Linked DNA regions of Homo sapiens: region 2 is linked to region 1. A link is an interaction called in ENCODE POLR2A ChIA-PET data of the cell type or tissue named here. Cell type or tissue: CD4-positive, alpha-beta T cell. All regions are shown on one strand. Each heading gives the region's core, and the rest is flanking DNA. Links, peaks and the distances in the headings are about the cores only.

Evidence for each region. ChIA-PET counts read pairs that join two places held together with the same protein. Peaks named below come from ENCODE experiments on the same cell type or tissue, not always from the same donor. Only the 100,000 strongest peaks of a DNase experiment are listed, where the experiment ranks them.
Region 2: POLR2A ChIA-PET joins it to region 1 with 14 read pairs; 13 of 35 experiments call an interaction of 5 or more read pairs at or near these places.

What each region holds. Positions count from the first base shown.
Region 1 is chr11:128,734,633-128,742,957 of GRCh38, reverse strand. The region is part of intron 1 of FLI1 (Fli-1 proto-oncogene, ETS transcription factor); the gene reads right to left. Among named protein-coding and RNA genes, the nearest start is that of SENCR, 43 kb to the right of the region's middle. In CD4-positive, alpha-beta T cell, for the core only: no CTCF peak of the experiment used is centred there; DNase peaks (open chromatin) are centred at 3,827, 6,577 and 6,827; H3K4me3 peaks cover 821 bases; H3K27ac peaks cover 4,158 bases.
Region 2 is chr11:128,683,621-128,691,945 of GRCh38, reverse strand. SENCR (smooth muscle and endothelial cell enriched migration/differentiation-associated lncRNA) reads left to right here. Exons shown (of 3, transcript NR_038908.1): 3 at 1-274. It overlaps LOC101929538 (a long non-coding RNA gene), which reads left to right and starts at 5,024. Exons shown (of 2, transcript NR_135072.1): 1 at 5,024-5,719. It also overlaps a transcript of FLI1 not described here. RefSeq lists a silencer at 4,762-4,961 and an enhancer at 5,719-5,858. In CD4-positive, alpha-beta T cell, for the core only: no CTCF peak of the experiment used is centred there; DNase peaks (open chromatin) are centred at 4,425, 4,885 and 5,765; H3K4me3 peaks cover 2,060 bases; H3K27me3 peaks cover 4,013 bases.

The sequences.
Region 1 (8,325 bases), core at 21-8,020:
ACTGTGAGAGCAAAATGTCCATGGGGAACCTTGTGGTCCTCTTGCTTCTTTTAATCATGAACCAGAAATGCTCTCAGGTATAACATCAGCCTGAATGGCCTGTAAAATGTGCTGACGATTCCACGTAAAACCAACAAATGCATACTCGTCAGCATCAATCTTAAAATAAAATCAGGATCAAGAAACAAAAACCTTTACCTAAACTTCTTATTCATTTCCATAGAAAGAAGTTGAATTCTCTGATTTGGTCCAGGGGAGATGACTGTGACGCTGGCACTGTTCTAAAATCTGCACCATGCAATGCAGAAGCAACTCGCCTTGTGAGGCTATTGAGGACTTGAAATGTGTCTGGTGTGACTGAGGAACTGAATTTTTAATTTTAGTCAACTTTAGTTCATTTGAATTTAAAAAGCCACATGTTATGAGTGGTTACCATCTTGGAGAGCACAGGCTGTGGACACTTGTGTTTGGTGACCAGACTATGTGCTCCTCGAAACATGCAAAGGTCACTCTGGATATTTCTTTAACATGTCTTGTCTCACAATGGGGCCATAAAACAGATTTGTCACACAAAAGAACACTCATTCACTGATGCATTCATTAATTTAGCAAATATTTATTGGATATCTTCTATGTGCTGGGCACTGTTGATAAAAGCCAGGAATATGTCTATGGAAAAATGATGCCATCATTTTAATGGCGTTGTTGATGACTATGAGATTAGGAGAATTGTGGGACTTTTCCTCCATGGAACTGGCTAAGTTTCTACAGTGAGCTAAATGGGTGAAACGCAGATTATTATGGGAATATGCATGGTAACCCTGGACAAGTGAGTAGCTGCGGCAAACCTGCTGTGTAAACACAGGCTGTGCACACAGATGGGGAAGTGACGACAGGAAAGGAGAAAAGAGTCTGAATTAAATATGGTAGGAACGATGCTATGTTTGAAGCTTAGATGAAATAACAATAAGGTCCTCAAAAGCATTCTGGAAAGCACATGGCATTTACAAATGGAAGCAGTGCATTGTCACCGTCACTGGGAGCTCCCGAGACAGTCCAGGCACAAGCTTCCCCAGCCTCCCCCACTCAGCATCCCAGAAACCAACCAAGCAAGGGAGCCATTGCCTCAGGAGAAGGTGGCAGAACTTGAAGTAAAGAGGTGGTGCAACTGGCTACCAAGGAAGGGATTTCAGAGGACAGGAAAGCCGTGAACTGAGCAGGAATCGGGGGGAGGGGCAAAGGCATTAACACTTCATTGGCTCAGGGACTTTCTGGTCACAGAGAGCCAGCCAGGACCTCAGATGAGCCTTTTATCCCCTCCTCTGCAGATCACACAGCAAGAAGGAGAAGGGGACACAAAGGCTTGACTGTGGCACTTTCTCCATTGTTGTGGCTCTCACTGCAGGGTCCTGAAACACCCATTAGATCTGGAGTCCTCTGGAAAGGCGGGAGAGAGAGTCCACAGTAAGTTGCCCCTGCATCCGGACTGGCTGGGGGCTCTGGCCTGAAGAGTCACCGTAGGCAGAATGACTGTGTCTTATTTTATTTATTTATTTATTACTTTTGAGACGGAGTCTCACTCTGCTGCCCAGGCTGGAGTGCACTGGCACGATCTCAGCTCAATGGAACCTCTGCCTCCCGGGTTCAAGCGATTCTCCTGCCTCAGCCTCCCGAGTAGATGGGATTACAGGCGCCCATGACCACACCTGGCTAATTTTTGTATTTTAGTAGAGACAGGGTTTCGTTATGTTTGCCAGCCTGGTCTCCAACTCCTGACCTCAAGTGATCCGCCCGCCTCAGCCTCCCAAAGTGCTGGGATTATAAGCATGAGCCACCATGCCTGGCTGAGTGACTGTATTTTAAACCAGAGCTTGCAGACTGTGGGCCTTTAGCCCCTTAACTCATTGCTGGTGCTCCTTAAATGTCAAACCCAGCCTGGGGATGCTGGCGTGCCAACGTGCCTGGGAGCTCTTCCCTTTTTCCCTCTGGGTTAACAACAACGTTGGCATGAGAACGGGATCTCTGTGGCTGCACCTTCTCTCCTTCCTCATCTCTCCACCAGCCTTCCTTTCTGTTCACCTAGTCCCCATCCCCATTAGCACCAGGCTGAGGCCCAAACATCATCTAAGCAACCACCTACCACCCCAACTCTAAGAAGTGGCCTCTGAGCTGTAGGGGTGTACCCCTCTGAAGGGAGGACCCTATAATACTAATCTACTCCTGGTCTGACTGCCAACATTGTCTGATCTAAGTGAGGAAGAGCTGATCTAAAACATTGCTGTCATAACCCAAAGGGATTACTGAACTGTAGTTTGGGCGGGGCTTCTCCCTCCCTCCCAGCAGACTAACCCTCCTACTTATTTTTAATTTAAGCTAATGTGAAAATATTTGCATTCTCTGAGCATGCAGAAAATGAACCAGGGCAAGTGGGGGAAAAAGTGGGGAGCTAAAAGTATGTTGGAACCATGATTAGGCCAGCCTAGGAGAAACAAGGTTGACCATATTTATGGGGTCTCGTTCTTTGGCGAGCCAACAGTGTTTAAGGATTTCTCTGACTTAATTACAGGACTCTCATGGGTCATGACTTCTGTAACCAAATGTTACTTTGAAAGGGAAGAAGTGAATAGATAGAAAAGGTTTTGTCTTTAGACACCATAATTTGTCGTGACAACATTTCCTCTTTCAGGCCCGTGTGGGTCCCTGGAGAGCCTTATGGAGTGCACCTTTCAGGTTGGAGATGGTCTGATCTCTCTCTGTCCATGTACTTGTGCGTATACATTCCCAAATATTTATTTCACTAGGTAGCTTCTCTTCCAACTCCCGCTACAGGCCTTAGGGTTTCTTGGGAGATTGCTTTCTGCGCTTATGGGGCAGAGATGTGGGGTGGAAGTTGGTGACAAGGAGACATCTATTCCCTACCAATATTAGGGCACGTGAACCAAGGCCCATGTGTCCCTCACACGTGGGGATGAGAGACCTTGCCAGTGGCTCTGGCCAGGCCTGATGCGGCTCAGACGTGGCCCTTTGCTCCCACAGCTAGAGGAAAATCCTGTCAAAATGCCTTAACGATCTTCTAATATTTCCATGCAATTAAGGCCACATCTGTCTCCCAGGCCCCCACACTCCTTTGCTGGTGCACAGACATGAACCAAACAGTCTGTCTTGTCGATCTGGAAGGTAACAAAGAGCTCCATTCATAACTGTAGGCACTTTCACCATTTTTTTTTCGAAGTAAAATAGAGTTTTCACTTTGAGAATAACCTGTGTGGCAAGCAAGCGAAGGATTTTTCCCCCCTAATAAATCAAATTCAACAGCCTAATAAAATGCTGGCTCCCCCTGCCCACACCACTGCCTCCCTCCCTCCCACTGTCCCACTCTCAGCCAACAATCCTTGGGAATGGAGAGTAGTGGGCAGACCCAAAGGAGGTAGGGAAGGTGAGCTGGGAGCAGATGAAGTGAATTAAAATGCCTTTTGAAGGCTCACGGGCTTGTTTGGCAGATTAAAGACTGAGATGGGTGGGGCAGGGGGGTTGAGGGGTGGGGGCAGCAGGAGCGTAAGGAGTGTGCCTTTCCCTTTCCCTCTCTACCTACTTTCTCAGCCTTTCCGGGCTTGTTTTAAAATACTTGTTTTCTTCTCCTGCTCCCTCTACCCCACAGCTCATCCCCATACCTTCAGTAAACCTGCTGCTTCCTTTTTTTGCATGGGGAAGAGCAAGAGAACCACGTTCCTAAGAATGGAGCAAGTGCTATTGGGCCACACCTGCAGCTGAAGCCCCGGGGAGGAGTGCCTGCCTGTCTCCTCAGAGCAAGGCTAAGAGATCTCCCTCAGCCTTTGAAGCCTCCAGAGAGTGAGTTTGCAGGAGATAAGTGCTGATAAACATCGAGTTTGGTGCTTATCCGCAGCAAACATGATCTTTTGAGGTTCTCTCTGCACTCATAAGCCATAGAGACTCTAATCAGAAAACAGAAGGGAAAATGCAAAACCAAGCAGTATTTGCTGCTGATTTTTCTTCTTTTTTGTTTTGTTTTGTTTCGGTTTACACACTGAAAAGCCCAACATAGATACTGTCATACAAGAGACTCCAGAGCAGAAATGTAGCCCTGGGTCTTTGCTTTGCTTGGGTTTTTTGGTTCTGACATCAAGGGAAGATGTCTTCACAGAGCTGCACATAAAAAGGATGGGCTGGACACTAATAACGACGACACCTGCATCCAGCATTCTCCTTTCCAAAGCGCTCTTAGTCATTGCATTGTCTGGCCCTCATGGCAACTCTTTAAGGTAGGTGGGACAGACGGTTCACAGGTAAAGAAACTGCGCCTGAGCTAGGATATGTGATTTGTCCAATGTCACACAGCTTGAAGTGGGGTGCCAGGAGTAAAAGCCAGATCTTTCTGGCTGCAAAGCTGGGCTCTGTTCACGCTATACAATGCAGAGGCTCAGCAGCTAGAAGATAACCAGGAATCAAAGGGGCCTTGAACTTGGGTGTCCCACCTGGAAGCATTTGGAGAGCTCAGGCGGTAGTGGATGAAGTCAGGTGGAGAGGGCTTCGGGCTTTGCATCATTTGAGTAATGAGAGAAAGGTGAGGCCTTGGTTGTCTTGTATTTCAAGGCATTGTTTATATCTTATTTCTTAGCTATGGGATATTAGCAAAAAGCAGATGTGGAAGATGGAGTGTAGAGTAGAAACAGCATGGAGCCAGAGGTCCAGGGTTCTGGTCTCTGCTCCTCCCCTGCCCAGGTAGCGGGTCTTGAGTTTCAGTATTTTCTTCTATAAAATAAGGCGGATGGCACTTAAGTCAGGAGAGCAGGGTGACGTTAAGGGGAGCATGGAGAATGTTTGCTCCCCTATAAACTCATTCTTCTAAAATTATACTGTAATAATGACAATATTAAGGTAAAACCTTGCCATGACTTGTTAAGGCTCAAACAATGGTAGAACCTCGTCTTGTTGATCCCTTCCAGCTTCAGAACTCAATGGTATTGTCATGGGAGTCTTGAATTTGGGGAACTGCTGATGACCATTTAAGTCCATAGAGATAACAGGCTATTTCCACACAGGTTTTGATTAAGCAATCCTACTTCTGACAGCCAAGCAAGCCCTTGATGTTATATATCATAAGCTCCGAGCATTTGTCTGCAGGTAGATAGAAAGTGAACCTTCCACAAGAACCTCACAACAAAAGTAACTGGAACTGAGCCCAAAAGAACATTTCCTAAGGCTAAAAGTGACATCATTCACATAAGCTATCTTAGGTACCTCAATAAGCCCTGGATGGCCATTTCTAGGATGGGAAGTGAGATTATGGGGTACCCTGAGGCAAGAGGGCTTTTCCTCGATCTCTATTTAAATTTTCTACAGAATACATTCATGCATCATTTATTTCATTTAAAATAAATTTTTAAAGATAAAGGAAAATAGAAATGTCTTGTTCACAGATGAGTTCATGGTTTGGAGACAGAGCTGGACTACATTCTTGACAAAGATTTGTTCAAGTTCTAGAACTCATAGACATTAGAGAGGAGGACCATGTTGAACAGAGCTCGTGTTCCGGTGTGGTGGGGGCTGTGATGGGAGACGCATGCCCCATATGTGTCTATCATTCAAGCCTTGTTTGTAAAAACCCTCCTTTCTGCTTCAGCGTTTGTCTTTTTCAGCTCCCAGTGAAGGAGGCCTGACAATAGTGTGGTGAGGTGGTCAGGGAACTAACCCATTTTACAGATGAGGGAGTGGATGAGCTTGCACCCTGGCCTCCCCTACTGTGTCCTGCTCCCACTGAGCCCTGCCATCCCTTCCATGTAGCTAGCTGGATTCAACAAACTCAGTTTGAAAAAGGGCTTTCCGAAGTCCCTATCCACTTGAGTTAGATCTACTGCAGAATACTGCCTCTTGAGCACTGAAAGATATCCATATTCTTTCACAGAAATATATACATCTTTTTGAAAATGTTTGGTTGGGTTTGTGGTCGGAGGCTTGGCATGGTTGTTTGTTTGTTAGAATGTGCCTCCTTTGGGAAGAATGCAAACCAGGGGCTGTATTGGGATGCTGAGTCAGGCTCTGCCCTCAGTGACAAGGGGTCTTTGTCTTGTTCATGGTTCTCCCCACACACCTGCATACACACAGATACCCACAAAAGTGCATTTTGAAAACTAATAAAAATTGCACTGAAAATATTTAACTTATGCAAATACTACTATAGCAGAAAGTACACACATATACAAAACAGCAGCTATCTTTTCTAGAATCTGAACAAAATTTTCTGTTGATTATATATACAGAATTTGCTGAACATTTGCCTTGGGAAACCAATAAACAATGCAGTTATTGGTCCACTGTCAGCTTAGGCTTCTGTTTTGAGATGTTTTACCTATAGTGGAAATTGTCATCTGTACCTGGCATGTTTCTGGGTGTGTCTAAAATGAGCATGTCTCAAGAAATCTTTCCAGGTTCCTACATTCTCAACCAAAGTTGCTCAAGTGAGAAAGCAACTCAGGATATCAAGCTACCAGTTAGAATTTCAAGTATGACAAGCCTGCTACAAGAGTGTATCTTATCTGTGGCCTCTAGGGTTTCAGAAGCCAGAGGGCTCATGCTACCGCCAAAAGCTGTGGCTTACCAACTCGTATCACCCCTTTCATTGGAAGTTTCTTAAGATTCCAAAATGTGAGAATTATTATCAGGTGTTCTTTGTCTAATGATGTCTGATTGCTCTGCATATATGAATGAATGCCTACAGCTCTTCGGAAAGGAAAGCAAAGAATAATGTTCTTATGCTGGGCGGGGGTGGAGGGTGGGGACTTAGGGGGTGGTTGAATGTTCAGCTCTAGTAGCTTGCATTTCCTGTTTAGTGGGTGTGAGGGGTTTACACAAGAAAGTCTCAGTGTTACGCTAGATGGATAGCCTCATCGATCATGTCTAAGGAATCTCTGCCTAAAGATGATCAATTTGGCCTCTGCATACCACAAGGAGGTTTCAGTATTTAAGAACTTCGGGATCAACCATGTCCTAATTCTAGATACGTGTTTCGATTGTCTTGTCCTATTTGTTCAAAATTCCCTTCAAAGTTAAACAATTTATCAGGCCAGCTCATAGGACCCTTGAAGGAAAATTTGAAAAACATCTTATTATTCTAAATACTATTTTCTGTTTGCAGGAATGATATGAATTTGCAAAGAGACTTGGCATCTAAAGGTGGGGGGAGGCTCAGGAAGCCCTAGGAAGTTCATAAGAACTTTACAACTTAGTTTCCAAGTTCAGACTTCTGGTTCACTCAGCTACCTAGGCCATCATGGGTCACACAGCTGTGATAAAGTTACCTTTCCTATCTTATCTAGACATCTGATAATGTGGATAATGTGAGGATTATTTCTCCATCATCAAATTGATCTCTAAAGGAATTATACCAAACATACAGTCACAAAGTTCTCCCAAATTGGTGATCAGCTCTCTGAAAATTAAAATCAAATGGTATCTTAGGAAGTATGCTATTTTCTTAGATGTATCCAAACCTTAGAAATAAAAAGCCCACCTTAAATCCATCAATACAAATAAGCGATAACCATGATTACTTCTATGTTATTATACAGGACTTTAAATATACACTGAGGTGCCAGAACAAAGTCCTAGGCTGGTTGAATTCTTGTGTCCAGCTCCATCTCTGCCTCTGTCTCTTTTTAATGGAACAGGCAGATGATGCATTTTCTAGACTTATTTCCCCTCATTTTGTTGTTATCAGTAATAATAATGACAAGGAAAATTGTAGATTATTTTATAGTTTAAGACATTGATCTTAATAGGAGCCTTCCCACATCTATAATCTTATTTAATTACTCTAATAAACTGGAGAAGAAGGCAGGATTATTCCCCTCCCCCACTTTGCTGATGAAGAAACAAAGGTTCTGAAGGACTACGTTCGTGGTCATAAAGCGGGAAGGGGAAGAGTGTGAGGCCAACCCTCTGGACTCCCTTCCGTGGGGCCCTTTCCACGAGGCTGCACTTTCTCAGCTGCATTCTTTGCCCACAAACACTACAGCAATTAGTACATTTATTTTTCCATATTGATACTATTTTTCTTTCCCTTTTGATCTTGCCCCTTTGGTTAGATGGTAGGCGATTTTAGGGCAAGATCTTTATCTGTTCGTTATTTACCGTTTGAACTTTCAGTGGGCTCATTAGGGGTCCAGGGACATTTGCTGATTGATGGCATGCACTGGACATGAGCCTGCTGGCTTTGACATTTTAAAACTGCACACTTCCCTCAGTGACAGTATGCCCAAGCAACAGGCCTCCCTGACATTTTCTCAAAACCAGGAAATGAAACTGGCC
Region 2 (8,325 bases), core at 114-8,113, 51 kb after region 1:
CAGAGGCTGTTCATGGCATCCCACAGGTGGCGACTGCCCCCCACCCTCCTCCTAGCACTTTAGAGGGTCCCTCTGTGGCAGACACCATGGCTAGGTTTCTCTTTCCAACTCCTGTTGGTCTGGCAAGTGACAGATCATCTTCACTACATTAATCAGTAGTCACCCGAACATTCCTATACTGTCCCCCAATTCCTTTCAGCACCAGCTGCCTCCCCCACTGGAATTATTCAATATGGAACTAGATTAAATTGAAGACTTGCCCTTTAGTTTTTAACTGTGGAACTCCATCGCACTTTCTGTTTCTCCAAAGCTACGGCAATTTCATGGTTTTGGAGATGGGCGGGGGGTAGTGGAGAGCCTGGCACAGGCACCACTAGATGCATAGACACAGGCACCCCGGCCCTTTGGGACTCACAGACTGGCACTGGTGCCACTGTTGTTGGCGATTTTCAGCCCCCTGGGAGAAGCTCCTGTCCATTCACAGAGGTCTCCACCCAGAAAGAAGACCCCACCTAACTCTGACTAGATGCCTGCGGGAATCTCGGATTTCCTCCATCCAGTGTTGGCATGCCCGTAGGTCAGTTTGCCCCACTTTTATGTAACTCAGGGTTTGATGGTCAACTCCACTGCTACTGCTGCTTTTTTAAATCCTGAAAGGGGATGGGGGAAGCGCCCTAACCAAGCACAATAGTAAACAAGTCTACCCTGTTTAATGTGGTTACCACCAGACATCTGGAAAGATGGTTTGATCCTGGCAGCTCACATTGTTTTCACGAGCAGCCAAAGGGGATATTTTGAATGTTTGCATTGAGACAAATTGATAGAGAGCCTGCGGTGAGGGCCTACAAATGAAAACTGTCTTGTGTTAGTGGGGCAGACCTCCCCTTCCCTCTCCTCTCCCTCCTCTCTTCTCTCCTTCCTCTTTCCTTAGTCTCTGGGCCCAGCTTGGGGAAGGCTGCCCCTGCCCACACACTTGTGCACACCCTCTTTCCTGGCTTACCATGGCTCCAATGGCCTCGCCCTTTCCCAGACTGGGCAGAGCTGCTGAACAGGAGCTGGTATGAGTGCCATCGGCGACAGCTCACTTTCCAGCAGCTCGGGGCTGGTTTTCAAGTCAGAGGCAGCTCACAGCCAAGGAAGCTCTTCCCAGTATTTAAAACAAAAGCTACCAACTGGAGAAAAAAATGTCCCAACAACAAAACAGCCCACCACATGTTTCCAAGTCTGGGGTCACTTACAGAAACCGTGCACATGGGCGTGAATACTCAGGAAATATTTGGATTTGGAGCATTTTCATTTGGAACGCTGGTGAGACGACTTGCCTCGCACCATTCGCACTTGACAGTATTTTCAAAGATGCGGAAGTCCTGCTTCCCCCGGGAGGGGAGCGGCGGGTCGAAACGTGTCTTGGCTCGCTCAATGTCAGCCCTTTTGACCCGGTCAAGACTTTCCAGACACGGGCTTCCCGGGCTTCTTCGGCCCCAGACTGGGTTTGGGGTGGGCGGACCTGACGATCTGAGCCTGGTCCCTGGGGTAACAGACCCAGGGGTGGCTCCGTCACTTGAAACTCCGCAGGATGCCAGGCCTGGCAGAATGTCTCGGGCCGCTCCTCTCCCTCCGTCCTTCGTCCTCCCCTCCCATGCCCCTCTGGTCCAGCGAGGCCGCAGCGGGTATCCGAGCTGGCAAAGGGGGAGGAGGAGAGGGCGGGAGAAAACCGGAGGGGTGGGCGGGCAAGCGCCAAAACTCCAGACTGCACAAATGCAGCTTCAAGTGTCTGGCCTCTCGCTCGAGGCCATAATTAATTTGAGATTTATTTTTATTGGAGAACTCGAGTCTCGTCTGACCTTAGCCAAACAAGGCAGCTCAAGCCGCCCCTGGATGCGCTTGAATGCCGGGGAATATTTCTGCAGGAAGGCTCTGCAGGCGCGCCTGCTTTGAATTTGTTTCTCAGACTTCATCTACTCACAGAGTGAAGGAAGATTTAGAGCCTCTGCTCGCCTGGCCCGCTCCCCACGCTGGTTCTTGCCTTAGCGCTGAGCGGGTTCAGAACGCTACGTGGGAGGCCGCGGCGGCGGGAGGGCCGGGGGCGGGCGGGTTGGGGAGGAGGAGGGTCTCCGAGCCCCCAGACCACGCGGCGTCGCTGAGGAAACCCCGAGGGAGTCCAATCCTGACCAGAGAGAGCAGGCTGACAAGAGGTGGAGACCAGCCAGGTGTCCAGACCCTCGCCCAGTGGCGGATCCAAGATGGGGCCGTTGGGATGGGGCCAAGGTGGGTTCAGCTTCTCCAATCTCCATCACACCCCCTCCTCCCAGCCGCCCCAAACAGCATTCATTCTAAGAACAGATCCGTGGTCTTGAAACTCAGCTTCGAGACCCGCCGGCAAGACCACCTTAGGGGTGGGTCACTGTGAACATTCTGGGGCTAGCAACCTCCTTTCGTCCGGGGGACAGGCGGAAGACGGCATCTCCCTCAGAATGCAGCCTGGGCCCAATCCTCAGGCTGATAAGTGAAGGAGTTAGAGCAAGGAACCTGGGGGGTACACAAGGAGAAAAAAAGGAGGACCCTGCCAGTCCTGCGGGGGTGTTGGGCGGAGGACGGGCGAGAAGCTTTCAGATATATGCTCTGCGCGCTAGGAGAAAGTGCTTTGCACTCCGCGGGCATCGTGCAGGTGCGGGTCAGGGTTACTCCACTGGGTCTCCTGGTCCCTCCACGCCTCCATCCTTAAACAAAATATCAGGAGCGGAAGTTCCAGTTTGAGGACTAGCGCACCTAGGTTTGAATTCTAGCTCTACACTTACTAGCTCTGAGGGCTTGAACAAGTTACTTAACCTCCCTGTGCCTCACTGTCCTCATCTGTACAATGGGGTTATAATAGGACTTATCTCAAAGGGCTGTTGTAAAGACGAAATAAGCCTTTAGAACTTGCCTGGCAGCCAGCACAACTTTGTCATTACTCTATGTATCTTGGCTCTGCCCCTCACATCACATTAACCTCACAATGCCTCAGTTTCTCGCCTGCAGAATGGACTACCTCCTAAGATTGTTGTTAATATTAAATGAGCTAATACAGACACAACGCTTAGAGCAGCGGCTGGCGAAGGTAAGATCTGAGAGGTAGCTATGAATGTCGTTGCGGTTATCCATCAACTACTGCATGTCAGTGTCTCCAAGTGTCACCCTCTTCCCTCTCTCCCTTTCCCTTGTTCTTCCCTGCCCCTTTCCTACCTAAAGCGCTCTTATGTGGGCAATTACCTCCTTTACCTCTCTGTGGGACCCCTCAGAGCCCAGACCACTGTTCAGATCGTGACCCCGGTGGAGCCGGCACCCTTGGCCCCTAGGGGCCAGGCTGGGCTCCTCCCTCATGGGGCCTGGGCGCCTGGGCCTGCGGTGTTTGTCAACAACTCCTGAGCCGGGTGCCTGCCGGACAACGGCAGGGGCTTGGCAGCCTGCAACTGTTTGTGCCCCTCTGGCAAATGTTCGATGGAGGGAGCCGGTGGAACAGACTCAAGATTGTCCCTGCCACGCAGACCTTTCGCCGCCATCAATGCACCCCTTTGTGCAACAATACAAACTTTGTGGCTGCTGAAAAATCCATTTTTCCACCTTGAAAAGAGCTCCTGCAGCGAGCAGCTTCTCTGGCGGCCCACAGCTCCCAGACTGCCGTCTCCTCGCCTCCGCTTTGTCCCTGACCCGTGGCCTGAGTCGGGTTCCGGGGCTCCCACGTGCCCCTCTAGGGCTCCTCATCCCTGAGGTCCTGGGTCCCGGGGTGTGTATGGACTCGAGGGTTCCTATGAGTGGGAGAGAGACTGCAGCTCCCCTCCCCGGGGCCATTTACAATCCTCAGTGCAGAGCTAGAAGTGAGAGCTCCTCTTGCCGGGCTCGGGTACTCCGAGTGGTGGGAGTACCCGAGTACTCTTCCTAAACTTCTCAGGAAAACTGGGGACAGCGAATCCGTGCGCGCCTTAGTCTAACCTTAAAGTATGCTCTGTAACCTCCTGGGAGTCATTTTGCTATCCATCCATTCACTGGTTATTGCTACATGAATTACACTGTATTTCATTCATTCATTCACTCACTCAGGCATTGTCAATGAAACACCCCTTTTTGGGCCAAGCCTCTAGGATTAGGCCTTCCCTTCCTGAAATGACGAGTGACTGCTTCACACGGGAAGATGCGTCCGTGTGACAAGTTTTCCTTTAGAGAGATCTGAGGAGGGTTGGACGCATAATTGGCAATCCTTGGACAGGACCCGAGAGTCTGCATCCCATCACACAGGGCCAGGGACTGCCCTGGCATTTGCCCGACACTCGAGGGAGCTCAGCTGGGCCTCACTGACCGGTCTGGGGAGCACTTGGAGGCGGGGCTTCAGGATGGGGAGGGCGGGGCAGAGATCTGGGAAAAGTATGCGGGTGTTTGCAGCACTGCGGAGAGTCCTTCCTCCTCCGCTCTCGGACTGACTCAGATGGTCCTAAGCTTTGGGTCCCTACTCGGAGGGCGTCAGGTCGCGGCTGCATGGCGTGAGGGGACCCAGTCACCGCCCCTCCCATGAGCAGGGCCTCCTGGTGCGCACTCCCCGCCCCACCCAGCCAGCGGATTTTCATTTAACTTGTAACCCAGGTGTCCCAGCTTCAGTTTGTTTACATTCTTGGAAACTGTTGTGGAAAAGAAAAAAAAAAACCAAAACCCTTCGATGTGCTGTCAAATATAGCAATCTGCGCTTCCGAAGGGCGGGCGGGGCCAAAGAAGGTGGGCTCGAGGACTGAGCGCGTGTCTCACCTGTAGGAGAAGCGCGTGGCGCCCGCATACCCGCACACAACCCCACATACACACGCCCACATGCAAACAGGCGCACGCATGCACACATGCACAGACGCGCTCACACACAAGCGCGCGCACGCGCTTAATGCAGGGAACACGCTGTGCGCCAGCCGCTCAGAGCACCCCACCCGTTGGGACCTGACGCGGCGAGCTGCTCGGTCTTCCTGCACAGGCTTCGCCAGGCTCTCCTGCTCCAAGTTTCCCAAACACTAGCCGCCAGGAGCGTTGCTTCTCAACCTAGGATTCCCGAGGGTCTGTGCCACTCTCATCTGGCCAGGAGCGCCCTAGCTTGAGATCCACGAGCCGAGAGTAGGGCCCACTTCCACCCCTACCCCTTTTTCCCGGGGAAAGGGAAAAGGGACCATAGGCCCGGGTGGGGTAGAAGCTGGGGGTCATCACCTGTTTAAAGACGCTGCCATGTCTTACCTTGATGTAAGACGACGTGTCGGGGACTGTCTGAAACATCGTGGGTAGCTAAGGGTCGGGAACGCCCAAGAACCAGCCTGGGAGGGAGAAGCCTCGGTTACCCGCGAGTGGAGCGAGGGAGAGACGGTGGGATGGTGATGAAGTGGGGATGCAGATGGAGAGACTGTAGGGGTTTGGGAAGCTCAGATCCGCCTAGTCCGGCGAGGGAGGGTCCGAGTGGTTGGGTGTTGAGCACTCTCCCTACGCCTCAGTCCCGTCCCCGGGCTTCAGGCCAGGGGACGGTGAGAACTGAGAGCCACCTCACACCATTGGGTCTCCTCCCTACAGTCCTTTTACTCTCCCCTGCCCGAAATCAGACTGCCGCCTCCCCCAGGGCCTGGGCAGTTTCGAACTGGGGATGCCCGCAGCTTGTTCTGGAAACCAGGATGTTCTAGTTCTTGGTGCGTGTTGAGGAGAGAACGCGACCAGGACAGAGGTAGGACTCCCCTTTCTTGCAGGCTGAGGAGCAGAAGCTTACAGAGCTGCCAACACTCGCCCCTCAGTGCACAGACCTGCTTGACTTCCTCACCACCCTTTCTCTGCCAGCATCCAGCTGCGCTGCTCTTCCCTGCTGGTGGCCCGGGGACGGAGGAAGACTAACGCAAGGTTAGGGAGGTCTGTGGAGGCCCCTTAGAAAATAGGTTTTTGGGAAGAGACTGCTACAATGACTGTCAGGTCCTCATTTTTAGTGGCAGGAGAGTCTTACTTAGGTCTGATAATTTGGGCTGGAAGGCGCAAAAGCCACCCTAGGTTGCCAGGTGCCTCTGCGTGAGTGGGTCTCTCCCTGACTTAGCCCAGTCTGGCGGCCGTATCTCTCCTCTTCCTTTCCTTCCTTCTCTTAACCATCTTTAACGTGGCGGCTCACAGCTTCTCTGGCAGCCAATGTGTTTCTGATAAAGCACTTTTCTCCCCACTAACAAATTCCAGCTTTTTTTTTTTTTTTTTTTTTTTTTTGGCTCCTCAAGCCACAAGAGAACACACACTAGTGCAGGGACAAGGTATATTCCTCGGGCCCAGAGATTCCCTTCGCCGCCTCCGCCCAGGCGCACTTTCTTCAGTCTCTCCCCCAACCCCAGCGACCCCACCGGTCCCCTACATTTTTTTTTTTGAAAGTCGAAGTGTAATTTACAAGAAAACAGAGAGGAAAGAAGGAGAAAAAAGAAAGCCGGAGAAAGGAGAAGACCCCAAAGTCCCACATTTCCCGACTGCAACCAGAACAAGCAGCGAGACACACTGAGGCGCCCCGACCCTGCATCGCCCCCAGAGGATCGGACGCAAGTGGGCACTCACCTTAGGCACCCTTTCCTGCTAAGCCCGCAGGAGCGGAACTCCGGGCAGCTCCAGGATGTGTTAGTTCTTGGTGCCTATCCTGTGTGCCCAGAGCTCCCAGAACCCAGCCAGTGAGGAGTTAAACCTGCTGCGTGCCTGGAGTCAAAGTTTGCCTCTCTCTAGGGCCTGCCCACAAGCAGCCTCAGCTCAGGCGCATCCTGGGGGGCTGCAGGAGCCGCTGTGCAGGAGCTATGCGTGCACTGAAGCTTTCCCCTTCGCTGCCTCCCGCCAGCTCTCTGGGTCCCACTCCCTCTTCCTTTCTCTTTCCCTTTCTTGTAATTTGATTTCCGCTTTCTTATCAATATTCCAACTGCTGTCTGATGAATTATTCTTACAGGACAGCCACCAGTTTGCCCCCAGCTGCTTTTCTAGAAACCACTCGGTGTTACTAGGAAACTTTAAAGAACGCTAGAAATCATGAACGCATATCATAAATAAAGACATACAACTAAGCGAAGCCAAAAGAAGACATGCAGACCCAGGCTTCTTTGAGCTGATTATTTATTCTTTGAAAGTTCCAAATTATCGATATGCAAGTAATCATTCCTCAAACTTGATATCGGTGAAGTTATCTTTTACTTTTTGAGCCCTTATGTTTTTCTTTCGTAAGGGTTACTCCTTCCCCTTATTGAGTCCTATTGCGCCCGCCCTCCCAACCACCACCGAGAATACACCTCTTCTTGATCCACTTTTTCTAGGCAGTATCTATAAGAGCAAAGTGGATTGCAAATGCCATAGAAATAGCCATATTATGAGGTTTTAATTTAAAAAACCTCAAACATTTAAAAGCATTCTTGTTAAGGAGTTGTTTCTGGGTTGTCAAATTTGTGTTTTCTTAAAATTTGGAACGTTGCTCATTCTTTCACTCGAATGGGGCTCAGATTTCTGAGTCAATGCTCATATGGGCCCTTTCCACTGCCCAATCCCAGGGCCATTACCCACAAAATAGAATCTGCATTGCTGAGTTGGTTGTGCTTTGGGGTGGGCGGCACCCCACCCCTCACTCTCCTCTGTGGATCTCTGGCAACAGGGAGTTGTTCACAGTTGTTTCTAACCTGGGTGTGGGGGGGGGGGCAGGGTGGCAGGGGAGAGGTGACAGGTAAGGATGGAGATGGGAGTATGTCAGTTAGCAAAAGCAAACCCCACAGCTTCCTGCACCACTCTGAGTTGGCTTCTGTTTCTCAAGCGTTCTCTTCCTTCCTTCTTGGGTACCCAGATCCCTGACTGCTTTGCTCTGGAACCTTCGAGAAAATTTATTTAGTACCTGCTCCCCCTACCCCCTTCCCCAATTGGCTCTGGACATTTCTGACCAAAAGGCAATTAGTAGGATTCCATTTCAGGAGAAAACACACCTATCATCCAGATCTCCCCACGTGGGGGGTATGAGGGCTGGCGGCAGGGTTATTCGTTATTTCCTTCTCAACAATATCCCGATTTTTCTCTCCCATCCCTCCCCCAGAGTTCCACATATTGAAACATTTTGCTGCTTAATAAGAGCAGCCGGGAGAGCAATGAGGTGAAAGGCCAGCCTGGGACTGTGACTGGGGCTGCCTGGGCTGGGCACAGAGGGCTGGGCTGCCCCCCGCCCCACATTCCTGACCATTGCTTAGGAAAACAAGACAGGGGGCCTGGGGAGGGGGGGGGCCTGAAGGACTAGAGCCACTGCCCCAGATTTTTGTTCTTGGGATTCTTGGGGAGATCATCTTCCCTCCC